2 separate regions of the Homo sapiens genome follow, and region 1 is linked to region 2. The links are chromatin loops, found by intact Hi-C in ENCODE. Cell type or tissue: Caco-2. All regions are shown on one strand. Each heading gives the region's core, and the rest is flanking DNA. Links, peaks and the distances in the headings are about the cores only.

Region 1 (14,746 bases), core at 5,342-13,341, 110 kb after region 2:
CTTGAAATAGATTGAGGCTCATTTGGTAACTTCCTTTACTGAGCCAGTCTTGATCAGAAGTCCACATTAGTATGTGACAGCTAGAGGTACTGTTATTAATGTATCAGCAACAGTTACATTAACTATTTCAAAGGACTACTGCCCTTAAAATGAAAAAACCTTTCAGCTATGTTTGTACCCGTGACTGACATCTGGACTGGATTTATGCTTGATGCATTGTTGGGAAAATATGCAATACAAACTGGTATCAGAATTCCTTATACTGATGAGGCACTTTATATTTTTTATTAGAAAGTAGAACTAATTTTAGATTTTTCAAATTGGTGAATTTTATTTTTCCCTGAAGAGGTTTCTTCACTATTAATCTTAAAATTGGATACCATTGTGCAGCGGTGTACTGTACTTCAGAGAAAGCATAAAAGTACATCTAGCTCAGTCCCTATGAGGTAGCTGTAACCCTTTAAAATGAAATGTCAACTTTAAGGTATGTTTTTGACATCAACCATTAGTAGGTCTTTGGTTTTGATGGCACACTATGGAGAAAGGACACACTGGTTTTAATCTGTAGAACTGTTTTAGAGTAATTAGCAATCAAACATTTTCTTTGAGCTATCAAAGCTCCATATTCTCTTGTCCTCAATCATTAGTCCTAAAACAAAAAAGCTTTTTGCCTCCCTCTCTTCTCTTTGCCTGTATGCACACAGTATGCTTATGTGTCATTTCACAAGAAAAAAGGAATAATATTCTCTAAACCATGATGTGAAACTGACAATCCTGTGGCCACATGGCACAAAACACCAAATATTGGTTATGATGAAACACCACATTTTAGCAAAACTTTACTAAATGTAATGTCTATGAGATATGTTTCTGATCTTGGATGACCATTTGATCACTGCATATGAGAAGTTTTGTTCATTCCACAGAATACCTCCTTATAGGAAAGTTAATTTCCAATTGCACACATAAGCAAAAAGGCATTTTCTTCAAGAATTTTAAACACTTTTATTTTTAAACGATTTATCAAAATTCATCTCTAAATTTTACATGTAGAAACATAAAAAAGTAATTTCTAGCAAGCACTTGACATCTTACTGGCTTTCTGCTCTTTTAGTCTACAAAAGATCAGCAATACTTTAAGTTAAAAAAAATCTCATAATTAAGCAGTAGAGCATCTATGATTAGGAAATGTGAGGGGCAACAGATGTGAATGAATGAAAGTTGAGTCTTTCTTAATCTAGACAGCAAACTTAACAGGCTTTCCAATTAGCCTTGCTTTAACCCCTCCCGTCCCTCCTCTAACTCTGCACTTTTCATGTTAAACTGCAATTACTTAAACTCTTTTCCTGTCCTGCATTAATTTTCCAAAGTTGGAATATAGTCATGTCCTTTTATGCTGTAGAGACTTTTCTTTCACCATTACTTTCTGATATCTAGTACACAGTATTTCTTTTTCTCACATCTTTGCCGTTTCACCACAATAATAAATCGGGTGAAGTGTGCACAATATCTGTATTTTGAATGGCTATGGCGTTAGGTTGAAATGGCCAGGCACAAATTTAGTCTGGTCATTTTGTTTACACATTGGGAAAAAAATTAGTTTATTAAACATTACCTGTAACTGTGTCTGTTTTACCAAGCTGGAACCTTGGGACTTTTTATTTCTAATTTTTATTACCTGAATGTCAGACCATTTTTTCATGTGATGTACCTAGTGAGTGGAGTTTGCTTTGTTTTATGGTATCTGTACTCCTGGTATATTCAAGCACTGTTTTGAAAACAGATGACTTATTTCTCCATTAAAAATGCAATAAAAATAAATGGCAAACAAGCAAAGTGAAACTAAAATACTGGACAATAGTACGATTTAAATCTAAGATATGAATTCAGATGTACTTACATTGTTCTGAAGGAGGGTAGAGTCACTGATGAACCTTTCGATCTTACTAAGTCTAGAACGTAGTAATGTTTAGGGAAACATGAAAAGGTTAAAATTTCAAGTAAGTAAAAGTAAAAAATGAAGTTAAGCTGAATCCAGAAGAAGGCAGGAAAGAAAGGGGGAAAGCATACAAAAAAATAGAGTAAAAAGAAAACACGATCTATGGTCATGGAAATGAAACCAAGTATAACTGTCACTACAATAAATGGACCAAACTTCCTGATTAAAAAAGGCAGAGATGGTCAGATTCCACGGGAAAACCAAGTCCAACTGTATGCTGTTTTACTTAAAAGAGACACAACCAAAATAAAAGAATGGAAAAAAGGCACGCTAATGAAAAGAAGCTGGGATAATAACAACATTATTCAAGTAGGTGTCAGAGCAAAAATAATTATTAAGGGCAAGAGCACCATGCATTAATGATAGAAGTCCTACAGCATCAGGAACATTTAATGATTTAAAACTTGTCTGCACCTAATAACTCAGCCTCAACATAAAATAACAAAGATGAACAGAAATTGTTAAATGTGTCATTATCATAGAAGATTTCAAAACAGCCTTTCATTAATTGATATCAAGCAGATAAAAATAGAAGGGAAACAGTTTTTGAACACAGTCCGGTGTAGTGGCTGGTGGACTTTTCGCATTAAGGACCAGATAGTAAATATTTTCAGCTTTGTGAAGCCATCCGGTCTCTGTCACAGCTACTTAACTCTGCCTTTGTAGAGGGCAATCAGTCATAGACAATATGTAAACAGATGGCCAGGGCCGGATTTCTCACCCATCCCTATCAGCCATTGTTTGCCATGAATGATCTGGTGAATGTTTATTATAGAACCTTCCACCCCACAATTGGAAAATGCATGTTATTCTCAAATAAGCATTGGGCATGTACAAAAATTAACCTCTTGCTATATCAAAAGTAATATTTAACATACTTCAAAGTATCTGATTTATAGGACATGTTCTCTCACCACAGAACAGTAAGTTAGAAATTAAGTAACAGCATAAAGAAGACACAAAAAAGCTCAAGTCATGAAAGAAGAGATTGGTACAATTAAGAGATTTTGTTCATCAGATAATGAACCGTGAAAAGTAAAAAACTGAAAAACAGGCCCTAAGCTGGGAGAAGATTTTGTGATAAGATAAAACTGACAAATGATTACTATCCAGAATATATTAAGGGTGACAAAGGAAAAAGTCTGTTTTAAAGATCAACAGGCCGGGTGCGGTAGCTCATGCCTGTAATCCCAGCACTTTGGGAGGTCGAGGCGGGTGGATCGCTTGAGACCAGGAGTTCGAGATCAGCCTGGGCAACATGGCAAAAACCCATCTCTACTAAAAATACAAAAATTAGCTGGGTGTGGTGGCATGTACCTGTAGTCCCAGCATGTACCTGTCAGTCCCAGGAGGCCGATGCAGGAGAATCGCTTGAACCCAGGAGGTGAAGGTTGCAGTGAGCTGAGATCAAGCCACTGCGCTCCAGCCTGGGTGACGGTGAGAGTCTGTCTAAAAAAAAAAAGCTGGATTCAGTGGTTCATGCTTGTAAGCCAAGCATTTTGGGAGGCCGAGGCGAGCGGATCACTTGAGGCCAGGAGTTTGATTCCAGCCTGGCCAATGTGGTGAAACTCCACCTTTTGTATTTTTCTCTACTAAAAATACAAAAATTCGCTGGGCATGGTGATGCGCACCTGTAATCCTAGCTGCTTGGGAAGCTGAGGCATGAGAATCACTTGAACCCAGGAGACGGAGGTGTCAGTGAGCTGAGATCAGGCCACTGCACTCCAACCTGAGCGACAGAGCAAGACTCTGTCTCAAAAATCGAAAACAATAAAATCCCCAACAACCCAGTTTAAAAAATGGGCCAAAGAAGCGCATAAGCACTTCACGGAAGAGGAGCTAGGAACGGCCAATAAACATGAAAAGATGCCCAATCTCAGTAGTAACAAGGAAAATACAATATGAGACCAGAGAGGCATTTCTTTTTTTTTTTTTTTTTTTTTTTTTTTACAAAAATAAAAAAGTCTAACAGTGTCTAGGTATGGTGAGGATGAGGAGCAACGGAAACTCGAACGCGGTGCCAGTGAGAACATGGTGCAAATTGTTTTGGCCCCTTTGGGAAGCAGCTTGGTCTTATCTAGCACAGTTGACGGGCCCACACTCTGCGTTCCAATTAGTCTCCTCGTAGGTCTTCACCCTCATGCTGTGGGACACTGATGTACTTCATCTTACTGATCCCCTTAGTCTTTGGGGTGACCAGAGTCTGTGGGACCACAGCCGTGTCCAGAACTCTACACACCTTCTAGTTTACCTCCAGTGTGCCATTTAACTACCATAATTTTCTCTGGTATTTCTCGTGGTGGTAGAAAAGTCAGGAAGCATTTGAAAATGAGTATGAGAGTGTTTATGTCAACGTTTTGTAGTAGCCGAAAGTTCCAAACAATCCACATATCCATCAATGAGGGAATGGCTGGATGGTGGCATATTCATGCAATAAATACCATAAAGTTGTGAAATTAGACCGTAGCTGCCTGCGTCAGTGTTAGCTGTGTGTCATCATGTTGAGGGAAAAGCACAAAAATGCACACAGTGTGATACCATTTACATAAGGTTTCAAAATAAGCAAAGTAGAGCAGTGTAATTTAGGGTTCCAAAAATGTGTGGTGTAACTATAAATGAAAAAAGGCCATGTTAAACACGGAATCCAGGAAAGTGATTCCCTTTGGTGGGGTGAGAGGTGGGGACAGGCAGGAAGATGTGCTTGGGAGGGTTGATGTGACTCTGGAACTAGTGCATTCTTTTTAGGTTGGGTGGTGGATGAAATGGTGTTTATTTTGTTATTAGTCTAAGTTACAAATGCTTTCATATGTGTGAAATATAATTAAACAACCAATACCAAAGTGGTATCTTTTTGTTTTTGTTTGTTTGTTTGTTTTGATACGGAGTCTCGCTCTGTCGCCCAGGGTGGAGTGCGGTGGCGCCATCTCGGCTCACTGCAACCTTTGCCTCCCGGGTTCAAGTAATTCTCCTGTCTCAGTCTTCCGAGTAGCTGGGATTACAGGCGCCCGCCAACATACCCAGCTAATTTTTGTATTTTTAGTAGAGACAGGATTTCACCATATTGGCCAGGCTGGTCTTGAACTCCTGACCTCAGGTGATCTGCCTGCCTCGGCCTCCCAACGTGCTGGGATTACAGGCGTGAGCCACCGCGCCCGGCCCAAAGTGGTAACCTCTTTATCAACAATGACAAAAACCAAACACCACCCTCCCCAGAAACAAAAGCAAACAGAAAACCCCACCTAATGCCCCCTCATCAGTTTGGAATTGCATTTGGCCAGGTCAGAGTAGCTTGGGCACAATACAGCTTTCTTTCACCTAACAGTAAGTTCGGGGCTGGTAACGGTGGCTTTCCTGGTCACCAGGGACCAGGCTTTTTCTACTTTCGGCCCCATCATTCTAGTTCATGCCTTCTATCTTCAGGGTTACCTCAAGGTGCAGGATGGTTAATGGGGCCCCTGCCATCACATCTTCATTTAAGGCAGGAAGAAAGAAGGAAGACGGGGAATGGCAAAGGTGTACCTGCAAACTGCCCACCTATGGAGCTTTCGGAGAAGTCCCAACAGCGGCATCCCCTCATCTTTCACTGACTGCACCGTAGTCACATGGCTGTGCCTACCTGCAAGGGAGACAGGAAAATGTCTCTTTTCTTAGCTGGGTACATCACCTCACCAATAGCTTAGGGCTTATGCTATTAAGAGGAAGGAGAGAATGTCTAGTAAATGGCAATGATAGTCTTCTCTTTCACAACACACATATATTTAGAAGTTCAAAATCACTTCCAAATAACTTTCCATGTACACCCAGCGTATTTTTTTTTTTTTTTTTTTGAGACAGAGTTTCACTGTTGTTGCCCAGGCTGGAGTGCAGTGGCGTGATCTCGGCTCACCACAACCTCTGCCTCCCAGGTTCAAGCGATTCTCCTGCCTCAGCCTCCCAAGTAGCTGGGATTACAGGCACCCACCACTATGCCTGGCTAATTTTGTATTTTTAGTAGAGACGGGGTTTCTCCATGTTGGTCAGGCTGGTCTCAAACTCCTGACCTCAGGTCATCTGCCCGCCCTGGCCTCCCAAAGTGCTGGGATTACGGGTGTGAGCCAACATGCCCGGCCTACCCCCAGCATCTTAAAGTCAGCAGTGGCACATGGAATCTCCATCATTCTTTGAGTATTTGACTTCCTTTCTGCTATTTAAAAGGCCCATGTGTTTAGGTGAGGCCCACCTGGATAATCTCCCTTTTGATTAACCCAAAGTGAACTGATGAGAAAACTTATTTACATATCTGCAAATATCTCTTTTGTCATACAACAAAACATAATCTTGAAATGACACGAACAGTTCCCACTCACGCTCAAGGTTGGAGGGCGGGTTATGCAAAGCAGGGGTCACTGGGGGTCATCTTAGAATTCTGGCTGCCACAGCCTGCCCTCTGGCCTCCAGTGATCCATAGCTACACCCACATGCAAAATACACTCACCCCATCTCAAGGTCCCCCAGTCTCATCCTCTTATAGTATCACTTCAAGTCTAAAATCTCATCATCTTAATCTAAATCAGGTGTGAATGGGGCGTCTGGGTATAATCCATTAAGTACCACTCTTGGGGCGCTATTTCTTTCCATCTGTGGACCTGTAACACTAAAGACACAAATATCTGCCCCAGCCCTCCCAACTTGCAAGGGTGGGACAGGCATAGGGTAACAATCACTCTGGTTCAAAAGTGAGGGAAATGGGCCAGGCGCGGTGGCTCACGCCTGTAATCCCAGCACTTTGGGAGGCCGAGGCAGGTGGATCACATGAGGTCAGGAGTTTGAGACCAGCCTGGCCAATATGGTGAAACCCCATCTCTACCAAAAACACAAAAATTATCAGGGTGTGGTGGCACATGCCTGTAATCCCAGCCACTCTGTGCTATGTGGGCAACATAGCAAGACCCCCATCTCTACAAAAAATAAAAAATTAGTCAGGCATGGTGTCACACACCTGTGTTCCCAGCTACTCAGGAGGCTTAGATGGGAGGATTGCTTGAACCTAGGAGTCTGAGGTTGCAGTGAGCTTTGAACATGCCACTGCACTCCAGCCTGGGCAACAGAGCTAGACCCTGTCTCAATAAATACATAAATAAATAATAGGAGGAAACGGAAGGTAAAAAGGTGCCACTGGCCTGGCCCAAAGCATTTTTGAACTCTAGTGAGGCAAATTCCAGTGGAAGTTCTTTTGTTCCGTTCCAAGGCCTGGGGTAGTCTCTCAGCTCTGCCCTCTGTCCTCTTGGTGCCACCCTCTGGGATCTTGGCTTCATCCTCTGAGTCATCTTTCCCTCTGCATGGACGGTAGCATGTCTATCAGCCACTTCCTGTCTGTAGCCACCCCCTTCATTTTTCAGTGTCTCTGTTCCCTTCAGTCTAGGCCAGCCAGTGTTTCTGCTGGTATAATTTTCTGAAGAGCCTGTGGGCCGGATGAGGATTTCCTGAGAATTCACTCCAGTAGACAGAAGCCACATCCATAAATGTCTCTGAGATAATCCCTTCTCTACTTTCAGCTTCTGGTGAGATGGTGGAGGGACAGTGCTCTTGAACTTCCTTGAGGTCCTCTGTTTTGACTAAGAAAAATATATGAGGAACACCCTGACTCTACTGAGTCATTTATGTGGCCAGGTACCCTGACCTTTTGGTCTTCCTGGGTTTCAGCAAAGGGTTGTCCAGACCCACACTTGGTTTTTCCTCTGTGCCTCTCATCAGAAGCCATTTCTGACTTTTGGCATCTCTTGTCATCTGGGAAGGCTGCGCATTTTCAAACTTGTCCAGTCCTGGTTCTTTTTTTGCTGAACAGTTCTTTAATTTCTCTCTCTCCTGTTGCCTCTTAACCATAAGCAGCAAGAAGAAACCAGGCAGCACCTTCTACACTCTGCTTGGAAACCTCCTCAGCCATCTCTTCAGGTTCACCATTTGCAAATTCTGTTTCCAGCAATTGCAGGATGACATATTCAGTGAGCTCCCTGCCCTCACATCACAAGAACCCTCCTTCCTCCAGTTTCCAGTAACATGCCCCTCGCTTCCTTCTGAGCCTTCGCTGGCAGTCTTGTGAGCCATCTAGGTTTCTGCTGTTTGCAGCAATTTTGCCTTTCTCTGAGGTGATTTAGGAAAGTTCTCACTTTATTCTGAGAAAGAAGCAATGTCTTTACTGTGCACATTTCCTAGTAGCCTGTTCAAGGGAATCTAGACTTTCCCCATCCTGCTTCTCAGAGTCCTTCTAGCCTCCACCTATTGCCTGGTTACCAAAGCACCTTCACATTTTAGGTATTTGTTACAGTAGCACCCCATTTCCTGGCCCTAAAATCCGAACTTTTCTTTTCTTTTCTTTTTTTCTTTTTTTTTTTTGAGACGGAGTTTTGCTCTTGTCACCCAGGCAATGGCATGAGCTCGGCTCACTGCAACTTCCACCTCCCACATTCAAGTGATTCTCCTGCCTCAGCCTCCTAAGTAGCTGGGATTACGGGTGTGTGCCACCATGCCCGGCTACTTTTTCTTGCATTTTTAGTAGAGATGGGGTTTCACCATGTTGGCAAGGCTGGTCTTGAACTCCTGACCTCGGATGATCCACCTGCCTTGGCCTCCCAAAGTGCTGGGATTCCAGGTGTGAGCCACCACACTCGGCCCTGAACTTGTTTTCTATTGCTTGCAACTACAAGTGCAGCTTAAAACTATACTATTTAACTTACGTTTTCCACAAGTCAGGAGTCTGGGCACGGGAGAGCTGGACCCTCTGCCCAGGTCTCACACGGCTGCACTCAAGGTATCGGCTGGGCTGCGTTCCTTTCTGGAGCTCAGGGGCCTCTTTCAGACTCACAAGGTTGTTGGCAGAGTTCAATTCCTTGTGGTTTTAGGACTGAAGTCTCTGCATCTCTCCCCTTGTCTCTCTCTGGCTCACAGCCGTGGACCACTCTCAGCTCCCAGTGACTGTTGTCAGGTTGCCCCGTGATGCCCTGGAGAGCTGCCCTGGCATCACACACGTCTCACACCTCAAACCTCTCTGACTTCTCTTCCGTGACCAGCTGGAGAGAACTCTGGGCTTTGAAGGAGCACACGTAATTAGGTTCGGCCCAGCAAATAACCTCCATATCTCAAGGTCAGCTGATAGACAACCTTAATTATATCTGCAGAATCTCTTCTGCCATGCAGCATAATCACAGAGTGAGCCCAGGGGGCAGAGACCATGGAGCCATCTTAGAATTCTGCCCACCATAGTGACCTTCCATGCTTTTTCTGTGCTTATATTATTCTGCAGGGGACTTCTTACACATGTATATACATACATACAGGGTTCTTTCTGTCAAAGGTTTTTTTTTTTTTTTTTTTTTTAAAGGGATCGTCTGTGTAGTGTGGGTAAAAGGAATGAAGAAAAAAATAAAAAGAAAACAATGAGGGAATCATATACTTAGTTTTCTGTATTTTTCATACCAGATCCTCTCTGGAAAATACATCGTGTGTTATACCTCCAATTCATTCATCTTAATGGTTATGGAATATTCCTTGGTGTAGACGAAACACTCTATGTATTTGGGGATTGTTAGGAACAATTTTGCAACATACATTCCTACATATACTATATTTCACCAAGAAAAGATGTTATCAGTAGTAAGATCACCAGTGTTAACCACCATAAAAAATACAATTAAACTAGGACATAATACTTTCTTATTACCTAGGATTTTTATTTTTGTACTTAAGCTGTATTGTAGCTAAAGATTTATTTCAACACAGATTGTGATCTGTGTTCGTTTTGTGCGTACGCAGAAAGGTATGCAGGAGTGAAATGAATTAAGATTCTAAGTCTTTTCAAATGAGAGCCGTCCCTGTCCACACTCCCCACACAGTATCATTTTCTTTGTCCTCAAGAGGATTGGTGATGTGGCACCCCCTGCTGTCTCTAGTACATTCTTCCAAGCCACCTGCCATTCGGTCTGCAGGTTTGTTGCAGATAACAGCTGGAAGGCATGTTCATGCCTTGGATGGTCCTGAATGAACTGAAATGTTTCAGAACCTTGCCCCAGGCAACAAAAACCAAGCTGTAGCCTCACAGCTGCAGCCTGGCCGACATTCCACAGAATACAGGATGCCTTCCAGTTCCAGAGATGTTAGAAGATAAACAAGTGTGTTTAGGAGTTGATGGAATTGATCCCATCAACGTTCATTCATTCATTAATTCATTCTTGCAGTAGAATGAAAACTATGTACACTTAAATATTTTTACTTATTTTCACCAAAGTTATATATATATGTGCACAGTTAAAGCAATAGTTTCTCATTACCGATTAAAAGCAAAACAGCAGTTCTCTGCCATAGCCGTTCCTTCTTCCCAGTTTTGAACTCCCCATAACCACTTTCAACTGTGAACTCTTTCTTTCTGGCTTTTAATTCCCTTTTTTTTTTTTTTTTTGAGACAGAATTTCCCTCTTGTTGCCCAGGCTGGAGTGCAATGGCACGATCTCGGCTCACCACAACCTCTGCCTCCCAGGTTCAAACGATTCTCCTGCTTCAGTCTCTCGAGTAGCTGGGATTACAGGCATATGCCACCACGCCCGGCTAATTTTGTATTTTCATTAGAGATGAGGTTTCTCCATGTTGGTCAGGCTAGTCTCAAACTCCTGACCTCAGGTGATCTGCCCGCCTCGGCCTCCCAAAGTGCTGGGATTACAGGTGTGAGCCACCATGCCCGGCCTAATTCCCTATCTTTAACAAACGTATCCTACTATGTCTTGGTTTTTAAAAATTTCAGACATTTTCTAGTGACTTCCTTCAGTGGAAAATGAGAACTTAGGTCTTTTCACCACCCGCCTCTCCAAATTTCCAATTCCTATTGCCCGATCTTCTCAATAGAGCCATGTTTTTTTTTAAATTAATAATCAGGGTTTACCTTTTTATGATCATGTATAGCTTTTCACAACTAAAGATGGGTCTATACAAATATTGTTTTTCCTTCCTGTCCAACTTTTATTTTTCTTTGTAGTTAATTATTGTCCTTCTTGCTTGTCCATTCTTTTCCTTGCTACTTTTCATTATTTCCGCATTCCCTTAACACTCTGTTGTCTTCCCTCTTTTAAGATGTTCAGATATATTCGATATCTTATCAATTTCAGCTTCTTGGAGCTATCTTCCTTGTCTCTGTTGGACTGGGGGCTTATGACGTAAAGAAATGTCTTTGCTGGGTTTTTTTTTTAAAAAACTTTTATTATAAGAGGTATTTTTATACCATAAAATTACCTGTTTTTAGTATACAATTGAATGAATTTTTAGTAAATTTACAAAGTTGTGTGATCATCATCATCACAGTCCAGTCTTAGCAATTTTTTTTTTTTTTTGAGACGGGGTCTCACTCAGTCACCCAGTCTGTGCAGTCACCCAGGCTGGAGTGCAGTGGTGTGATCTCAGCTCACTGCAACCTCCACCATCTCCCAGGTTCAAGCAGTCCTCCCGATTCAGCCTCCCGAGTTAGCTGGGACTACAGATGTGTGCCACCATGCCTGACTAATTTTTGTATTTTTGGTAGAGACAGGGTTTCACCATGTCACCCAGGCTGGTCTCGAACTCCTGAGCTCAAGCGATCCGCCTGCTGCGGCCTCCCTAAGTGCTGGGATTACAGGCGAGAGCCACTGCACCCGGCCGGCACGTTTTCATCACCAAAAGATCCTTTGTGTCTATTAGCAGTCAGCCGGTCCCACCCCCAGACCCAGGCAGCCCCTGATCAGTTTTCTGGCTCTATACATTTGCTTTTTCCAGATATTTCGTATATATAGAGTCATACCTGTGTGTTTTTTTTTTTTTTTTTTTTTTTTTTTGCATCTAGCTTTTTTCACGTAGCATATTTTTGAGGCTCATCCATGTTGTAAGAGGTATCATCAGTATTTTGTTCCTTTTCATTGCTAAACAGTAGCCTATCGTATGGATAGATTTTGTTCATCTGTTCACCCGTTGATGGACATTTGGATTATTTCTCCCTTGTTGACTATTCTGGATAATGCTGCTGTGAACATTTGTGCATAAGCATTTGCGTGGACGTGTATTTTTTACTTCTCTTGGGCATATACCTAGGAGTTGAACTTATGAGTCACAGGTAAATTCATGTGTAACATTTTAACAAACCGACAAGCTGTTCTCCACAATGGCTGCACCATCTTACTTTCCAGCAATCGTGTATGAGGGGTCCAGTCTTTCTGCACTCTTGATATTGTTTAACTTTTTTGTTGTTGTTGTTTGGTGAGACGGAGTCTTGCTCTGTTGCCCAGTTGCAGTGCATTGGCGTCATCTTGGCTCACTACAACCTCTGCCTCCTGGGTTCAAGCGATTCTCCTGCCTCAGCCTCATGAGCAGCTGGGATTACAGGCACTTGCTACCACACCCAGGGAATTTTTGTATCTTTAGTAGAGACGGGGTTTTACCATCTTGGACAGGCTGGTCTTGAACTCCTGACCTCAAGTGATCCACCCACCTTGGCCTCCCAAAGTGCTGGGATTACAGGTGTAAGCCACCATGCCTGGCCTGTTTACCTTTTTTATTATAACCATGGTAGTGGGTGTGAAGTGGTATCTTATTTTGGTTTTCCTCTGCATTTCCCAAATGACTAATGATGTTGAGCATTTTTTATTGTATTTTACTGTACTTATTGGCCATGTATATTTATTCTTTGAAGAAATGTTTATTCAAATCCTTGTCCATTAAAAAATGTGGTTGTGGCTGGGCACGGTGGCTCATGCCTATAATCCCAGCAGTTCGGGAGGCTGAGGTGGGTGGATCACCTGAGGTCAGGAGTTTTGAGGCCAGCCTGGCCAACATGGTGAAACCCCATCTCTACTAAAAATACGAAAATTAGCCAGGCATGGTGGCACACACCTGTAATCCCAGCTACTTGGGAGGCTGAGGCAGGAGAATCGCTTGAACCTGGAAGGCGGACGTTGCAGTGAGCTGAGACAGCACCACTGCACTCCAGCCTGGGCAACAAGAGCAAGACTTCGTCTCAAAAAAAAAAAAAAAAAGACAGATGCAGGGGAGGGAAGGGAGTTGGAATCATTTTCTAGATGGCAAGGAAAGACTCCCCCACCAAAGTTAAAACTCAAGATACTTAAAAAAGCAATAGGGCCGGGCGCGGTGGCTCACGCCTGTAATCCCAGCACTTTGGGAGGCTGAGGCGGGTGGCTCACGAGGTCAGGAGATCGAGACCACACTGGACAACATGGTGAAACCCCGTCTCTCCTAAAAATATAAAAATTAGCTGGGCATGGAGGCAGGCACCCGTAATTCCAGCTACTCAGGAGGCTGAGGCAGGAGAATCGCTTGAACCAGGGAGTCGGAGGTTGCAGTGAGTCGGAGGTTGCAGTGAGCCAAGATCGCACCACTGCACTCCAGCCTGGTGACAGAGCGAGACTCCGTCTCTTTAAAAAAAAAAAAAAAAAAAAAAGAAGATTGTAGCTCTGGAACAAAAGAGACAAATAAGCAGTGGTGCCTGAGATGAAACAGCGCCCTCCATAGGGCTGTCGCTGTTGGTGGCGTGCCCAGCGCCATGCTGGACGCGGTGAGCAGGACTGTGCTTCGCTGGTCACCGTGACCCTCTCTAACGAAGGGCTCACAGCTTCCCGGGGTAACTGGCTACAGCCCCTGGTTTCGGCTGGAGGAAGTTCTCGGTTACGCCACGCTGCTCTCTCCTCGGCACAGCCCCGGAGAGCTCTGTCTCCATCTGTGTCTGCCTAACAAATGGCTTAAGCATTTTATCTCCTCAGTTACCCATTATCTTAATTAGGTTTTCAGTTGCTTTTCAGAGAGCGCGATTGTTGTTCCCTGAGTAAGACTCTAATTAGTGTGAGGCGGTCCAAGTTTCATCATGGAAATAATACCCTAGAGTATGTAAAAAAATAATTTCTTCCCCGTCTAAAAAAATGGAACCTCTCATTTTGCCGAAAATTTGGAAAGTAAGTGAAAGTATAGAGAAAGGAGGAGAAATCACCTGTCAGGTCACCTCCCGGAGAGAATCATTTTCAACGCTTTGGTGCTTTTCATTCTGGTGTTTTCTTAGTGTATGCATTCATTTACTTCATTTATTGATCGATTAGAGATGGGATTCTGGTGTTTTCTCAGAATATGCCTTCATTTTCTGACTTCATTTATTAGAGATGAGGTCTTGCTCTGTCACCCAGGCTGGAGCCCAGTGGCACAATCATAGCTCACTGCAGCCTCCATCTCCTGGGTTCAAGTGGTACTCCTGCTTCCACCTCCTGAGTAGCTGGGACTAAGACGTGTCCCACCACATCTGGTTCATCTTTTTATTTTTGTGGATTTGGGGTCTTGCTGTGTTGCCTAGTCTGCTCCCAAACTCCTGGCTTCAAGTGATCCTCCCGCCTCAGCCTCCCAAAGTGCTGGGATTACAGGCATGAACCACCATGCCCAGCCTACATTAGCTTTCTTTAGGTTAGGTTTCTAAAGTATTCTGTAAATATAATTTTCATATACAGGACACCTCTCGCTTCTTTCTTCCTTTTTTTTTTCCTACGTAGGTCAAATTCTAACACCCCTCGTTTCTTAATTCGGTCCCTTTCCTCAGTCCTAGCACTCAGGGGCCACATGTGGTTGACTCCTGGGTCATGAATCCAACATGATTTGCTTCTGATCTTTAAATATATTACTGGCCAGGTGCAGTGGCTCATACCTGTAATCCCAGCACTTTGGGAGACTGAGGCGGGAGGATTGCCTGAGCACAGGAGTTTG
Region 2 (17,000 bases), core at 4,859-12,858:
AGCAGCATGATCATAGCTCACTGCAGCCTTGAATTCGTGGGCTCAAGCGATCCTCCCACCTCAGCCTCCTTAGTAGCTGGGCCTACAGGCACATGCCACCACTCCTGGCTAATTTATATGATTTTTTTTTTTTAGAGATGGGGTCTCGCTATGTTGCCCAGGCTGGTCTTGAACTTCTGGCCTCAAGTGATCCTCCCACCTTGACCTCCTAAAGCGCTAGGATTACAAGTGTGAGCCGCTGTGCCCAGCCCTGGCCTTTTGTATATTTTCTTTTGTGAAATTTCTGTTCAAATTTTTTAAATCCCATTTTAAAAATTGGATTTGTTTTTGTCTTCTCAGAGTTGACTTGTAAGTGTTCTTTTTATAGTTTGGATATAAGATTTTAGTATTGCATACATTTCCTCTGGCTTACTTTTCATTTCCTTCTTTAATTTTGTTTTTCATTTTTTATTTTCCAAGGCTGTCCCTTCCCTTCCCCTCCCCCACCCTTCCCTTCCCTTCCCTTCCCTTCCCTTCCCTTACTCCTTCCCTTACTTTCCCTTCCCGTCCCTTCCCCTCCCTTCCCTTTTCAGACATAGTCTCACTCTGTTGCCCAGGCTGGAGTGCAGTGGTGCTGTCTCGGCTCACCACAGCCTCAACCTCCCAGGCTCAAGCAATCCTCCCACCTAGGCCTCTCAAGTAGCTGGGACCACAGGCACGCATCACCACACCTAGTTAATTTTTGTATTTTTGGTAGAGATGGAGTCTCTTGATCTTGATGAGAGCAACATAGTGAGTACTGGGGTTACAGGCGTGAGCCACCGCGCCCGGCCAAATTGTACATTTAAAAATAACTAAAAGAGGCCGGGCGTGGTGGCTCATGCCTGTAATCCCAGCACTTTGGGAAGCCAAGGCAGGTGGATCACAAGGCCAGGAGTTTGAGACCAGCCTGGCCAACATGGTGAAACCTCGTCTCTACTAAAGATACAAATAATTAGCAAGGCGTGGTGGCGGGTGGAGGGCGCCTGTAATCCCAGCTACGCAGGAGACTGGGGCAGGAGAATCGCTTGAACCTGGGAGGTAGAGGTTGCAGTGAGCCAAGATCGCACCACTGCACTCCAGCCTGGCGACAGAGCGAGGCTCCGTCTAAAAATAAATAAATAAATAAAATGTCTTGCGAGAACAGGGAAAGGAGACTGGCTCAGGGTTAGTATGGTGGTTGGTGGGTGTGACTGGGTGAGGGTTTGTGCACTCAGGGGCTTGTGTGGTTTAAAGCTCCCATTGGCGGCAAAGGAGGGAGCACTGAGGCTTCTTATCAACTTCCCCAGATGTCAGTCACAGGGGAAGAGGGAAAATGATACTTAAAAGCTTTCAGCACTATTTAAGCTTTGGCCGGGCGCGGTGACTCACACCTGGAATCGCAGCACTTTGGGAGGCTAAGGTGGGTGGATCACTTGAGGTCAGGAGTTCAAGACCAGCCTGGCCAACATGGTGAAACCCTGTCTCTACTAAAAATACAAAAATTAGCTGGGCGTGGTGGCGCACGCCTGTAGTCCCAGCTACTCGGGAGGCTGAGGCAGGAGAATCACTTGAACCCTGGAGGCGGAGGTTGCAGTGAGCCGAGATCGCGCCATTGCACTCCAGCCTGGCGACAGAATGAGACGCTGTTAAAAAAAAAAAAAAAAAAAAAAAAGATTTAAAAATAGAACAAAGCCAGGCATGGTGGCCTACACCTATGATCCCAGTGCTTTGAGAGGCTGAGATGGGAGGATTGCTTGAGACTAGGAGTTTGAGACCAGCCTAAACAACATAGCATGTTTCTACAAAAAAATTAAAAATTAAAAATTAAAAATAAAAATAGGCCGGGTACACTGACATGACTGTAATCCCAGTGGGAGGCTGAGGTGGGAGGACCACTTGAGACCAGGAGCTTGATACCAGCCTGGGCAACAAAGTGAGACCTCGTTTTCTACAAAAAAATACATATATATATGTGTGTATATATATATATACGTATATATACACATATATATACGTATATATATACATATATATACGTATATATACACACATATATATACGTATATATATACATATATATACGTATATACGTATATTATATATACGTGTATATATATATATATATATATATGTTTTTTTTTTTTTTTGAGACAGAGTCTCAAAACACAGAGCCTGTGTTGCCCAGGCTGGAGTGTAGCAGCATGATTTCGGCTCACTGCAATCTCTGCCTCCCAGTCTTAATTGATTCTTATGCCTCAGCCTCCCGAGTAGCTGGGATTACAGGCATGTGTCACCATACCCAGCTAATTTTTATATTTTTAGTAGAGATGGGTTTTTGCCATGTTGGGCAGGCTGGTCTTGAACTCCTGGCCTCAAGTGATCCACCTGCCTCAGCCTCCCAAAGTGCTGGGATTACGGGTACAAGCCACCATGCCTGGCCAAAATTTTTTTTTTATAATAAATAAAAATAGGCAGTGTGTGGTAGCTCATGGCTATAATCCCAGTACTTTGGGAGGCTGAGGCAAGAGGATCACTTGAGGCCAGGAGTTTGAGACCAGCCTGGGCAACATAGTGAGACCCTCATTCTCTACAAAAAAAAAAAAAAAAAGTAGCCAGGCATGATGGTGTGCACTTGTAGTCCCAGCTACTAGGGAGGCTGAGGTGGGAGGATGGTTTGCACCCAGGAGTTCAGGGCTATAGTGAGCTGTGATCATACCAGGTGACAGAACCAGACCCTGTCTCTGAAATAAAAATAAAATAAGACCAAAGTGTGTTTCCTACTCTCACACCACTCTATACTTAACACAAAGCACTTTTGTTGTTGTTGTTTTTTGAGACGGAGGCTTGCTCTGTCGCCCAGGCTGGAGTGCAGAGGTGTGATCTCGGCTCACTGCAACCAGCCTCCTCTTCCTGGGCTCCAGCGATTCTCCTGCCTAAGCCTCCCAAGTAGCTGGGATTACAGGCACCTGCCACCACGCCTGGCTAATTTTTGTATTTTTAGTAGAGACAGGGTTTTGCTATGTTGGCCAGGTTTGTCTTGAACTCCCGGCCTCAAGTGATCTGCCCGCCTCAGCCTCCCAACGTGCTGGGATTATAGGTGTGAGCCACCATGGCCGGCCTGTTTACCAGTTTACTATAAGGGGCATTACGGAAAATGCAGAGGAATGGCCAGATGCCGAGGCCAAAGGGGCAAGTTTTGTGGGAAGGGGTGGAGCTTCCATGCCCTCTCTGGGCACACCACCCTCCCGGCACCTCCACAAGTTCAGCATCGAAGCTCTCCGAGTGCTGTCCTTTTGTTTTGTTTTGTTTTGTTTTTTTGAGACAGAGTCTTGCTCTGTCACCCAGGCTGGAGTGTAGTGGCGTGACCTCAGTTCACCATACCTTCACCTCCTGAGTTCAAGCAATTCTCCTGCCTCAGCCTCTCAACTAACTGGGACCACAGGCACGCCCCACGATGCCTGGCTAATTTTTTTTATTTTTAGTAGAGTAGAGATGGGGTTTCACCATGTCGGCCAGGCTGGTCTCAAACTCCTGACCTCAGGTGATCTGCCCACCTCAGCCTCCCAAAGTGCTGGGATTACAGGCATGAGCCACCATGCCCCGCCCTTCTTGGGTTTTTTGGAGGCTTCATTTCATAGGCATGATATACTGAATCATTGGTGATAAACTCACTTGTCAGTCCCTCTCCCCTCTCCGGAAGTCAGGGGGAGGAGTAAACGTTCTAACCCTCTAATCATGTGGTTGGTTCACCTGGTAACTAGCCCCCGCATCCTGAGGCTACCCAGGAGCCCCCCAGGAGTCACCTCACTAGAACAAAAGATGCTCCTATCACTCAGGACGTTACGGAGGTCTTAGGAGCTCTGTGTCAGGAAACAGTCAAAGATCAAATATTACAACTAAAGATCCTCCTAGTGCCCCCGTCTGCAAAGGTTTCAGAAGCTCTGCCTCAGGAACCAAGGGAAGGAACCAAATAATATTTCTTATTGTATCACAATATCACAAGCAGTTAAACATCAAAAAGGGAGTCAAGGCCGGGCGGGGTGGCTCATGCCTGTAACCCCAGCACTTTGGGAGGCTGAGGAAGGAGGATCGCTTGAGCCCAGGAGTTTGGGATCAGCCTGGGCAACACAGTGAGACCTTGTCTCTACAAAAAATTAAAAGATTAGCGGTGTGTCATGGTGTGCATCTGTGATCCTAGCTACTTGGTAGGCTGAGGTGGGAGGATTGCTGGAGACCAGGAGATCGAGGCTGCAGTAAGCCATGATTATGCCACTGCACTCTAGCCTGGACAACAGAGGGAGACCCTGTCTCAAAAAAATGGGTAGGGGGAGTTAGACTATTACATTTAGTATCAGCGTCAGTTCAGGTTCTGTATGCCATAACCTGACACAAATGTGGGTATTGTGTTTTCTTTCTTTTTTCTTTCTTTTTTTTTTTTTTTTGAGACAGAGTCTCTCTCTGTCCCCCAGGCTGGAGTGCAGTGGTGTGATCTGCAACCTCTGCCTCCCAGGTTCAAGCGTTCAAGCGATTCTCCTGCCTCAGCCTCCCAGTAGCTGTGGGGACTACAGGCGTACGCCACCGCATCTGGCTAATTTTTGTATTTTTAGTAGAGACAGGTTTTCTCTATGTTTGCCAGGCTGGTCTCACACTCTTGACCTCAAGTGATCCTCCTGCCTTGACCTCCCAAAGTGCTGGGATTACAGGCACCTGCCATCATGCCTGGCTAATTTTTGTATATTTAGTAGAGGTGGGGTTTCGCCATGTTGGCCAGGCTGGTCTTGAACTCCTGATCTCAAGTGATCCGCCTGCCTTGGCCTCCCAAATGCTGGGATTACAGGCGTGAGCTACCATGCCTGCCTACAGGTGCTGTTGATGCTGTTCCCTTTGCTTGGAACTCACTTCCCCACCTGGATGCCTTTTTCTCACCTGCTCCTTCTTGTCCTCCTGCTCGTTTTCCAGCCATCTTGCAAGACTCAGCTGAGAAGACTTCCCTGACTTCCTTCAGACCCTAATACCCCAGGCAACGTTGTTTCCCCGTCCTAGGGCCACCCCCAGGCCGCCGGCAAAGACACTCTCCTTGGCCAAACTCCAGCCCGGCTCTTTTGAGCGCTTTCTCAGCTGGGCCTCAGCCTTGGCCCATAAAAACTTGAACAAACACGAACCTCGTTTCCAGCCGCTCAAGGTTGCATCCCTAGGATGGCCCCTGTCTCTCTAAAAGTGCCTGCCTGAGAAAGCTCAAGGCTGCCAGAAGTTACAGTTTGTTCCAGCAATGCAGGAGGAGAGGGCTCCTGTGTCCCAGCCTCCAGGGGAGGGCAGGAACCTAACTTGGATAAGCACCGATAGCAAACCCAGATGGTTTCACGTGGACCAATGCCTGCTTTATACTTTTTGTAATTTTTCACTCCCCGATCCTCCTGAGCCCTATCCACCCTCTCCCTTTTCCACCTTTCTCCTTTTTAAGTTATTTATTTATTTATTTTTGCAACAGAGCCTTATTCTGTCACCCAGACTGGAGTGGCGGTGGCACAATCTTGGCTCACTGCAACCTCCGCCTCCTGGGTTCAAGCAATTCTCCTGCCTCAGCCTCCCAAGTAGCTGGGATTACAGATGCACACCACCACGCCTGGCTAATTTTTTGTATTTTTAGTAGAGATGGGGTTTCACCATGTTGGCCAGACTGGTCTCAAACTCCTGACCTCAAGTGATCTGCCTGCCTCAGCCTCCCAAAGTGCTGGGATTACAGGTGTGAGCCACCGTGCCTGGCCTTTAAATTTATTTTTTTAGAGATAGAATCTTGCTCTGCTGCCCAGGATGGAGTGCGGTGGCACGACTGTAGCTCACTGCAGCCTCAAACTCTTGGGCTCAAGTGATCCTACTTCAGCTTTCCAAGTAGCTGGGACTACAGGTGTGCACCACCACACCTAGCTAATTTTTAATTTGTTGTAGAGATGGGGTCCCGCTATGCTGCTGGTCTTGAACTCCTGGCCTCAAGTGATCCTCCCACCTTGGCCTCCTCACGTGCTAGGATTACTGGTGTGAGCCACCACTCCTGGCAAACCTGCAAAACTTTCAATTGCCATCAACCTGGCCCTGGTGGCTACTGGTGCTACCTTGAGACGGAGAGCAGGGACGGAGGGAGGGTTTTGGCCAGGTGAGGTTGATGGAGTGATCTACTCAGTGTGAGTTGTCCCTGAGGCAGGGGCCTCGGTTTTCATCTGGAGATGAGGGCACGACCACCCACTCCCAGAGGCAGTGGAGAGAGAGGCTTAGGTGACCAGGCTGGGCCAAGCTGGAGCCCTCAGAGGTGGCAGGAGGTGAGTGTGGCTAAAGGGAGACAGGGTCATTAGGAACACAGTCAGGTGAGCACAATCAGGCGAGCAGACGGGGAGACTTCTGTCTGGAGGGGCAGACCTGCCGCCTGCACCAGCTTGTCCCCCAGCTGGTGCCTGCCCCAAGCCCCATCCCTGCCTTCTCCCTCATCATACTCCAACCCCGCCTCCTCCTGAGCAGGAGTCAGGCCCTCAGTTGCCATAACAACTGGATCCCGACAGTAAAAATAGTAACTAATTTTTTATTCAACATCTTTTGCTCTTGGAGAAACAGAAAATCCATTTCTAGGCTTGAGTTTCACTTCGGGGGTCCCCTCTGCGGCCCTAAAGATTCCATTGCCAAGGTCGGCTCGAAGGTCAACAGCAGGCTGGGGCCAGGAAGAGGGCGGCAGGCCATGGACCCTGGACAGGCCCAGCCCCAGCCTCCTGGGAGCTGTGGTTACCAGTGGCTGTCTGAGCCTGGCTGGGGCAGAGGTGTCGCTGGTACCTGGGGACAGGTGTGTCCCGGTGCAGTGGACAGCGAGGCCTGGACCTGTGGGGTCAGAGCAAGGGCCATAGAAGTCAAGGTCAGGGCAGATGCCATGGCATGCAGGGCTTGGCTTTGCTTACTACTTCTGTTTGACTTCCATCTTCTGGAGGTCCGAGAAATCACCAGAGCAGGAGTTCTGTGTCGGGAAATCAGCCCAGAGCCCAGCTGGGCTCCAGGACAGTCCTGCCCCCATAGGCCCTGTGACCTTGGGAAGGTCCCCAGCCCATGAGCCTCAGTTTCCCTCATCGGCAGGAGGGGATAGGAGGCATTCATTGCTCCTATCCGAGGTCTCGCTTGTTTTGTGACTTGTGACGCACAGCATCCCAGCTGGGACACGCAAATGTAGATGCCAGACACGCGGCAGAAACAAGGCTTCAAGAATGGGACTCCTCCTGACTATGCACCAATGCCTAAAAAGTCATTTCTTCTGTTTCATTTCCCTCCTCCTCCTCTTCCTTCTCCTCCTCCTCCTCTTCCTCCTCTTCTTCTTCTTTCTTCTTTCTTCTTCTCTTTTCCTTTTTCAGACAGAGTCTTGCTCTGTCACCCAGGCCGGAGTACAGTGGCACAATCTCGGCTCACTGCAGCCTCTGCCTCCCGGGTTCAAGTGATTCTCATGGCTCAGCCTCCCGAGTAGCTCGGATTACAAGCGTGTACCACCACCCCCTGCTCATTTGTTTTATTTTTAATAGAGATGGGGTTTCACCATGTTGGCCAGGCTGGTCTGGAACTCCTGACCTCAGGTGATCCACTTGCTTTGGCCTCCCAAAGTGCTGGGATTAACAGGCGTGAGCCACCGTACCTGGCCCTTGTCTTTTTTTTTTTTTTTAAGAGAGGGTCTCACTCTGTCGCCTAGGCTGGAGTGCGGTGGTGCCATCATAGCTCATTGTAGCCTCCAACTCCTGGGCTCAAGCGATCTTCCTGCTTCAGCCTCCTGAGGAGATGGGACTGCAGGCGCATGCCACCATGCCTGGCTAATTTTAAAATTTTTTGTATAGATGGGGTTTCACCATGCCAAGGTTGGTCCTGAATTCTTGGCCTCAAGCAATCTTTCTGCTTTGGCCTCCCAAAATGCTGAGATCACAGGCATGAGCAGTGGCTTACCCCACCTGGCTTAAAAAAATATAGATAGATAGGTGGATAGATAGATAGATAGATAGATAGATAGATAGATAGATAGATGAGGCTGGGACGGAGGCTGAGATCCTGGAGGCAGAGGTTGGAAAACCAGGAGTTCTCATGTCCCAGGGCAGAAGAGTGTCTCAGCTCCAGGAGAGAGAGAGACCATCTGCCACTTTCTTTCTTTCTTTCTTTTTTTTTTTTTAGAGGGAGTCTCGCTCTGTCACCCAGGCTGGAGTGCAGTGGCGCGATCTTGGCTAACTGCAACCTCCGCCTCCCAGGTTCAAGCGATTCACCTGCCTCAGCCTCCCGAGTAGCTGGGACTTATAGTCCCAGGATGGTCTCGATCTCTTGACCTCGTGATCCGCCTGCCTTGGCCTCCCCAAGTGCTGGGATTACAGGCATGAACCACCGTGCCCGGCTGCATCTGCCACTTCTAATCCATCATCAGGGTGGTCTGGTGGCCTTTGCCTCCTAAGCACTCCTGTTCCCTCTTCTGGTCCCCACCTCAGCCATCCCCCACCCCACCCCCCAGCCCTCAGCCCTGCCATGGCCTCTGAAGGCATCTACTTATAACCCTCTGGTCCTCCCCAGTGGAAGTGGCGAAATAAATTAGATGGAGTCAGCAACACCTGTAATCTCCCCACTTTGGGAGGCTGAGGCGGGCAGATCACCTGAGGTCAAGGAGTTTGAGACCAGCCTGGCCAACATGGTGAAACCCCATCTCTACTAAAAATACAAAAATCAGCTGGGCATGGTGGTGCACGCGTGTAGTCCCAGCTACTTGGGAGGCTGAGGCACGAGAATCGTTTGAACCCGAGAGGCAGAGGTTGTAGTGAGCTGAGATGGCGCCACTGCACTCAAACCTGGGCGACAGAGTAAGACCCCGTCTCAAAAAAAAAAGAAAAAAAGGTGAAGTCCTTTGTCTTTTTCCCACTTCTGGTCCTAGCTCCCTGGGGGCAGAGGGAGTGGGTGGGGTTATCTTCTGAATGTTCAGCAGGATCTCAAATAAAGCATTACTGTATTAATAAAAAGGAATAGGGGCTGGGGCTTGGGAAGGAGGGTGAAGTGTGTGTGCAAACGAAGGGCCTTCTCTTGGATCTGGGGACCAATCCTAGGGTTCCTCAGGTGCCGCTGGCATGTCTTTCACATGGAAGCCTGTCTTCCCTCCATCAGCCCCCCGGGGTTCCAAGCCTCCCATAGGGTGGTTGGTTTTCCAAAGCCCAGAACCTGGGCCAGGTCTCCTACGGGAGAAAGCTGGAATTTGTACTCGGGAATCCAGCCACCAGATGCAAATGACCCTGTCATGGCGGTCAGGAGGGTCCTCAGAGTCATGAAGTCTTGGGGGAAGAGGGTTTTCCCAGAGGCCCTGACCCTTCCCGGGCAGGTCCCATAGGGGCCCTTGTGCCTAGCAGGGACGTGGCAGTAGGGAGCCAGGCAGTGGGGGGAGCAAGCAAGCCACAGGCAGGCGGTAGGTGCTGGGCCCAGCTACACTGGGGACGACGGGCACAGTGTCCGCTGTCCTTCCAGCCAAGTTGGGGCCAGCGGGGTCGGTCCAGCCCTGTCTAGCCCTGGAGGGCTTTTTTCTCCTCACTGGAAAAAGTACTGGTGGAGGATACCTGGGAAAAAGGGGCTGGATTGGGAAGTCCCCTATCCACTTCCTACTCCCTCCACCCCCCACCAACCTCACTTTCCAGTCCCCCTACCCTCGGGTCCCCCACTCCCCACCAACTCCTCCACTTCCCACTCCCTCCACCCCCAGGTCCCCCGCTCCCTCCAACACCCCCACTTCCCACTCCCCCCACCCCCAGGTCCCCCACTCCCTCCAAGACCCCCATTTCCCACCTCCACCAACCTCGGAGTCCCTCTCTTCCCACTAACCCCCTCACTCCCCCCCCAACACCCCGACTTCCCACTCCCTCCACCTCCAGTTCCCCTTCTTCCCACCAACCCCCCACTTCCTCCACCCCCAGGTCCCCCACTCCCCCCAACCCCCCACTTTCCACTCCCTCCACCCCCCAACACCCCCATTTCCCACTCCCTCCACCCCCAGGTCCCCCACTCCCCCCAACTTCCCCCACTTTCCACTCCCTCCACCCCCAGGTCCCCCACTCCCCCCAACCCCCCACTTTCCGCTCCCCCACCCCCAAGTCCCCCACTCCCCACCAACGCCCCCACTTCCCACTCATCCCACGTCCATTCCCACTCTCCTTACCCCCCACTTCCCACTTCCCCCAACCCCTCCAGCACCCCCTGTTCCCACTCCCGTCCCCTTCCCACTCCCCGACTCCCTCAGCCCCGCAACTTTGCATTCCACCCACCTGGCGCCCCCGCCTTCCCAATCCTTCCCACTCCCCCTACTACCACTTCCCGCTCCCCACCCCACCAACCCCCCACCTCCTGGCTTCCAGGGAGGGCACCGGGAAAAGGGGCCGGGGCCAGGGCCGCCCCAGGCCTGGGCGATGGGTGGCTCGCGCGCGCAGCCAGGACCCCCCCCGTCCCGCCCCCACTCCTTACGCCCACTTCCTCACCCCCACCTCTCCCACCCCCCCATCTCCCCACGACCCTCCTCCACCTCAGCGGAGGCGGCGGGGTCGCGGGAGGGAGGGGGCCGGGCTTAGGCGATTGGCAGCGCGAGCCCGGGAGCCCCCCCGTGCCCCCGCCCGCCCCGCCCCCGCCACCATCTGCTCGGGATTTGGCGTCGGCGGCTCCGGGCGCCTCCAGCTCCGGCTCGGGCTCCGGCTCCGGCTCCGGGCGCCGACCAGGTCCCCTTGGCCCCCGCCGCGCGCCCTCCAACCTGCTGCTGCCGCCGCCGCGCCCCCCAGGCTCTGCCAGCTACCCGCGCTCTGAGCCCGGGGCCAGATTCCCATGGAAGCGCCGCGATGTTCGCCCCCCGGCTGCTGGATTTCCAGAAGACGAAATACGCGAGGTGAGCGGCGGCCGCGGAGGTCCGCGGGGAGGGAGGGAGGGGCGCGCGGCGGCGGGGGCCGCGGAGGCCACCTTGGTTCTCGGGCCCCGCCGCCCGGAGCGCTAGAGGGGATCGGCGGACCCCTGACCCCCGCCCGAGAAAACCAGGACCCAGGCAGCCTCGTCTTCTCGCTGGGATGGAGTAACCGGGGCGCCCGCGCCTCCTCGCTGGGTGCCATTGGGCAAGTCGCTTCACTTCTCTGAACCTCATTTCCACGTTTGCAAAACGGGGGTTATGCGAGTCCCCGTGTCCTGGGTCGCCGTGAGGATTAAGCGAGCTGGTCCTTGCAGAGCACTTTGCGCAGCGCCTGGAGCCCAGGCCAGCTACGCTCGGGCAGTTACGCTCGGTCTCTCTTGGGCACTCTTGTTCATGGTAAAAGGCGTTGGTACCACCTCTGTCCACCCTTCCAGCAAGTCGGAGGAAAGAGTAAGTGCTCTTTTCAGATGGAGAAACTGAGGCTCGGGGTGCGGTGGGGGGAGGCACCTGTACATCCTGGTCTTTTCATAGTGTGAACTCCGTGGTCCCCTCAGAACCTCCGTCTCTTTTGTAAAATGGTGATTAACAGACATTGTGATATCTGAGTAGAAGTTAGGCTCCTGTTGCTTGGAATTCCAGTGAAGAAGGTGGGCGTGGGGAGGGGGTTTCTCCTTTTACATATCTTTAAGATTTTGTTGGGAGATGTGCTTGCCTGGAAGCTGGCATGAAAAATCCCCTCCTAAAGTTGCTCCTCGGTCCCCAGTGGTCTTCGGCGAGCACAGACCCGTCTGCTGGGAGCAGCCCGCGGGGGCCTCTTTGGAGGGGGCACCAGGCTGTCCTCCAGGTCACCTTTCCCCCTCTGCCACCTGGGGTCCCCTGCCTTCGTGAACAGAGGGGCCTGGTGTGTGCTGAGGCTCCAGTGGGTGGTGAGTGGGAGATGGGCTGGCAGTATTCTTCCTACTCACATCAGTGTGGCTTGTCACTTGCAACTGGTTGTTGAGAGTGCCCTGGTGCTCCTGAAGTCTCCACAAGTTCTGGTCATATTGAGCACAGCTTGACAAGAGGAGCTCAGGGCTAGGATGGTGTCCAGGGTAGGGAAGGCTGGCGGACAGGACGGAACCCTTCCTTCCCCCTCAGTCTCACCCTCTGTTTCCCCCTGGGGGACATGATGAGTCTATCTCTCCTAAATGGGGAATCCCACCCAGAGATGTGATGCACTTGGGAAGGACTTGAGGATAAGTTCCTGCGGATTGACTCTGTTGACCAGATTGTGTGACTGGACTGGACTTACTTTTTTTTTTTTTCTGAGATGGAGTCTCGCTCTTGTTGCCCAGGCTGGAGTGCAATGGCATGATCTCGGCCCACTGCAACCTCCACCTCCTGGTTTCAAGCGATTCTCCTGCTTCAGCCTTCCGAGTAGCTGGGACTACAGGCACCTGCCACCATGCCCGGCTAATTTTTTGTATTTTTAGTAGAGACTGGGGTTTCACCGCGTTAGCCAGGATGGTCTCAATCTCTTGACGTCGTGATCCCCCCGCCTCGGCCTCCCAAAGTGCTGGGATTACAGGCATGACCCACCGCCCCCGGCCTTTGTTTTTTTTCTTTGAGACAGGGTTTTGCTCTGTCACCCACACTAAGGCTGGAGTGCAGTGGCACAATCATGGTTCACTACAGCCTCAAATTCCTGGGCTTGAGCGATCCTCCTGCCTCAGCCTCAAGTAGCTGGGATTCCAGGTATGGACCACGACAATACCCAGATAATTTATATATATATATATATATTTTTTTTTTTGAGACAGTCTCACTCTGTTGCCGACTCTGGAGTGCGGTGGCGTGATCTCAGCTCACTGCAACCTCCACCTCCCGGGTTCAAGTGATTCACCCGCCTCAGCCTTCCGAGTAACTGGGACTACAGGCGCCTGCCACCAAGCCTGGCTAACTTTTGTATTTTTAATAGAGGCGGGGTCTTGCCATGTTGCCCAAGCTGGTCTTGAACTCCTGGGCTCAAGTGATCCTCTCACCTCGGCCTCCCAAAGTGGGCACTTGGACTTGTAAAGGCTGGCTCCAGGGGATTTTGTGAGACGTAAGTTGGTGGACTGTTCACGGGAAAGAGAGAAACCCTGGGTTTAAGGCTGCCGACGTGGACATGAAGGGAAGGAGCTCTGAAGTCTCAGCAACCAGCCCGGGCCTGTCCCACACCTGCTGTGTGACCTTGGTAGATGTCTCAACCTCTCTTGACCCCAGTGGGTTGATGTGTAAAGTCATGAGAGCTGGTCTAAATGGTCTCTAGATTTGGACACTTGCGCTGGCTGCTCTGGAATTGGAATAGGGATCTGGAGCTGGAGCACGGGCCAGTCTTTCATGCTTGGGCCAATGCAGCTTCTATGGGTGATGGGTCCAGGGAGGAAATGGATCGCATGGATTAGTTCTATTTCTGTTCCCTTCCTCGTTGTGCAGTCTTTACAACTGTACAGTCCACAAATTAGGTCTGTAGTAAAGGCTTCTTGATTAAGTGATTTTTTTTTTTTTTAAAGATAGGATCTACTCTATCACCCAGGCTGGAATGCAGTGGTGTGATCATAGCTCACTGCAGCCTCAAACTCCTAGGCAAACATGATTCTCCTGTCTCAGCCTCCTGAGTAGCTGGGACTACAGGTGTGCACCACCATGCCTGGCTAATTAAAAAAAAAGTATCTGTAAAGATGGGGTCTCACTATGTTGCCCAGGCTGGTCTTGAGCACCTAGGCTCAAGTGATCCTCCTGCCTCAGCCTCCTGAAGTGTTGGGATTACAGGCATGAGCCACTGCACCCAGCTGATTGAATGAATTTAATGGTATAATCCAGGGCTGTCCATGAGTAATATACAAGCCACAGATGTGGCTTTATTTTATTTATTTAGTTTTGAGTTGGAGTCTCACTCTGTCACCCAGGCTGGAGTGCAATGGCGCAATCTCTGCTCACTGCAACCTCCGCCTCCCAGGTTTAAGCGATTCTCCTGCCTCAGCCTCCCAAGTAGCTGGGACTACAGATGCCCGCAACCACGCCTGGCTAATTTTTGTATTTTTAGTAGAGGTAGGGTTTCACCATATTGGCCAGGCTGGTCTCGAACTCCTGACCTCAAATGATCCACCCACCTTGGCTTTCCAAAGTGCTGGGATTAGAGGAGTGAGCCACCACGCCCGGCCAGCTTTAAATTTTCTAGTAGACACTCAGTTTAATGTGTGCCTAATATTCCATCTTGTTATAAGAAAGTAAAAATAAACAGGTGAAATTATTATAATTTTTAGAATATATTTTAGTTAACTCTTTATATCCAAGGCATTATTATATCAGTATACAATGAATATGAACAAATTATTTAGGAGATATTTTACATTTTTTTCCCCACAAGTCTTCATCTAATGTGCATTTTATACTTACAGCCCGTCTGAATTTGGGCTAGTCAATTCCAAGTGCTCAATAACCACATGTAGATTGTGTCTACCGTATTGGTATCTTCTGTGGTGAGAGATGGGTATTCCAAATTAAATTCTGTGTGACATTGTAAAAAATGCTGTCCTTCTTGGAGTCTCTGTTTCTCAGCGGGTGGTAGGCCAGCTAACCCCCTAGGTTCTAACCTAGAGTCTTTGATGTAAGTAACCACCTGGTCACCTGGAATGGCTTTTCTACATCAAGAAACATTCATATCATAAAGCTGTAAGAATTAAGACAGTATGGTGTTGGTGCATGGCTGGGCAAATTGACGAATGGAGCAGAATAAAGAGGCCTGAAATAGATTCATGCATGTAAAGGTGTTTTAAGCTGTGTGTGGTAGCACGTGCCCGTAATCCCAGCTACACCTGAGGCCAAGGCAGGAAGGATCACTTGAGGCCAGGAGATTGAGAACACTCTGGGCAACATAGCAAGATCCCATCTCAACTTTTTAAAAGGCATTTTATTTTTACCAAAGATGGTGTTGCTGATAAACCTAGGCAAGGATGATCTATTGGATAAGTGGTACTGAGACAATTCATTATTCAGATGAGAACAGTGGAATAGGAACCCTACCTCACACCATACAGAAAAGACACTTTTAGAGGGATGAAAGATGTAAACATGAAATAAATTAAAAAGTTGAAAACTTTGAGAATCTATAAAAGAATAACTTTTGAACTTTGGGGTAAGGTTCTGAAGGCACATAAAGTACAAATCATAAAAAAAAGATTGATGAACTTGACTACATTAAAAATTAAGTTGCAGCCGGGCAAGGTGGCTTATGCCTGTAATCCCAACATTTTGGGAGGCCGAGGTGGGAGGAGCACCTGAGTCCGGGAGTTCAAGACCAGCTTGGGCAACATGGTGAAACCCCATCTCTACAAAAAATACAAACAATTAGCTGGGCATGGTGAAGTGTGCCTGTAGTCCCAGTTACTCAGGAGGCTAAGGTGGGAGGCTTGCTTGAGCCTGGGGATCGAGGCTGCAAATGAGCTGAGACTGAGCTCCTGCACTCCAGCCTGGGTGACAGAGGGAGACCCCGTCTCAAAAAAAGAAAAAAAAATTAAGTTTCTGTTAATCAAAAATGCCATGAAGAAAGTAGAAGACAAGCCACAGTGCAAAGGACATATTTGCAACACCTTTAACCAACAAGTAATTAATATCCAAAATATATAGAGAATAAGAAATAGAAAAAGACAAATAACCAAATAGAAAATGTAAAAGACACGGACAGGGATTTCTTGGAAGAGAACACAGGTGAGCATGTGAAGAACTGCTCCCTCGCAGTGGTAACCAAGACAATGCAAAATGAGATACCACTTTAATATCCAGTGCATAAGAAGCCTAACTGTCTGGGTGCAGTGGCTGATGCCTGTAACCCCAGTGCTTTGGGAGGCTGAGGTGCGAGGATCTCTGGAGGCCAGGAGTTTGAGACCAGCCTCTCCAAAAAGAAAAAAATTAGCTGGGCATGGTTGTGTGCTTGCGGTCCCAGCTACTCAGGAGGCTGAGGTGGGAGGATCCCTTGAGCCTGGGAGTTCAAGGCTGCAGTGAGCTATGATCGTGCCACTGCACTCAAGCCTGGGTGATAGAACAACTCCATCTCCAAAAAATACGATAAAAGGCAAAATGTAAATTTCAGATGAACAACTGTAAAAATTTAAAGTCCAAAGTAATTCAATAAAACCAAAATATTTTATGAAAATGAGACTGAGGCTGGGTGCGGTGGCTCACGCCTTTAATTCCAGCACTTTGGGAAGCCAAGGCAGGTGGATCACCTGAGGTCAGGAGTTCGAGACCAGCCTGACCAACATGGTGAAACCCTGTCTCTACTAAAAATACAAAAATTAGCCGGGTGTGGTGGCATGCACCTGTAGTCCCAGCTACTCAGGAGGCTGAGGCAGGAGAATTGCTTGAACTTGGGAGGCAGAGGTTGCAGTGAGCCAAGATCTTGCCACTGCACTCCAGCCTGGGCGATAGAGTGAGACTCCATCTTAAAAAAAAAAAAAGAGACTGAATCACACGAAAATGAAACCACTCAGGCTGAGGGTTCAACATCCATCTAGTTGCCAGTGTAAAGAATTGGAATTGGGTTTTATACAGGTCATGTGTAGCCCTACATCTGCAGGAGTTCAGGAGTTGTAGGAATGTGTTGATATTGATGGTGTTTCCAGCTGCCAAGTGCACCTGTTGGAAGTAGCCAGGCGGTGCTGACCAAGACAATTCCCTGCCCTCCTGGAGCTCACATTCTTCTGTGGGAAGCAGACAACAGATAATAACTATGTGATAACACTTCAGATAGGAATACGTCCAGGTGAGATGGGGAACTGTAGGGATGGAGGAAACAGGGATTAAGATGACTTCCTTGGCTGGGCATGGTGTATCATGCCTGTAATCCCGGTGGATTACTTGAGGCCAGGAGTTTGAGACCACCCTGACCATTATATCGAGACCATGTCTCTAAAAAACCAACTAAGCAAACAAAAAAACAAACAAAAAACAAAAAAAGGCCAGGTGTGGTGGCTCACGCCTTTAATCCCAACACTTTGGGAGGCCGAAGCAGGCAGATCACTTGAAGCCAGCCTGGCCAGCGTGGTGAACCCCTTCTCTA

Evidence for each region. Peaks named below come from ENCODE experiments on the same cell type or tissue, not always from the same donor. Only the 100,000 strongest peaks of a DNase experiment are listed, where the experiment ranks them.
Region 1: it touches region 2 in a loop (2.6-fold over the local background); 8 of 110 quality-filtered maps call a loop at or near these places.

Annotation. Positions count from the first base shown.
Region 1 is chr7:4,844,823-4,859,568 of GRCh38, reverse strand. The region is part of intron 2 of RADIL (Rap associating with DIL domain); the gene reads left to right. It overlaps PAPOLB (poly(A) polymerase beta), which reads left to right. Exons shown (of 1, transcript NM_020144.5): 1 at 1-1,831. Among named protein-coding and RNA genes, the nearest start is that of PAPOLB, 9.8 kb to the left of the region's middle. In Caco-2, for the core only: a CTCF peak has its summit at 9,925 (motif pointing left); a DNase peak (open chromatin) is centred at 9,968.
Region 2 is chr7:4,952,874-4,969,873 of GRCh38, reverse strand. MMD2 (monocyte to macrophage differentiation associated 2) reads left to right here and starts at 10,687. Exons shown (of 7, transcript NM_198403.4): 1 at 10,687-10,903. The coding sequence starts at 10,857. In Caco-2, for the core only: no CTCF peak of the experiment used is centred there; a DNase peak (open chromatin) is centred at 9,433.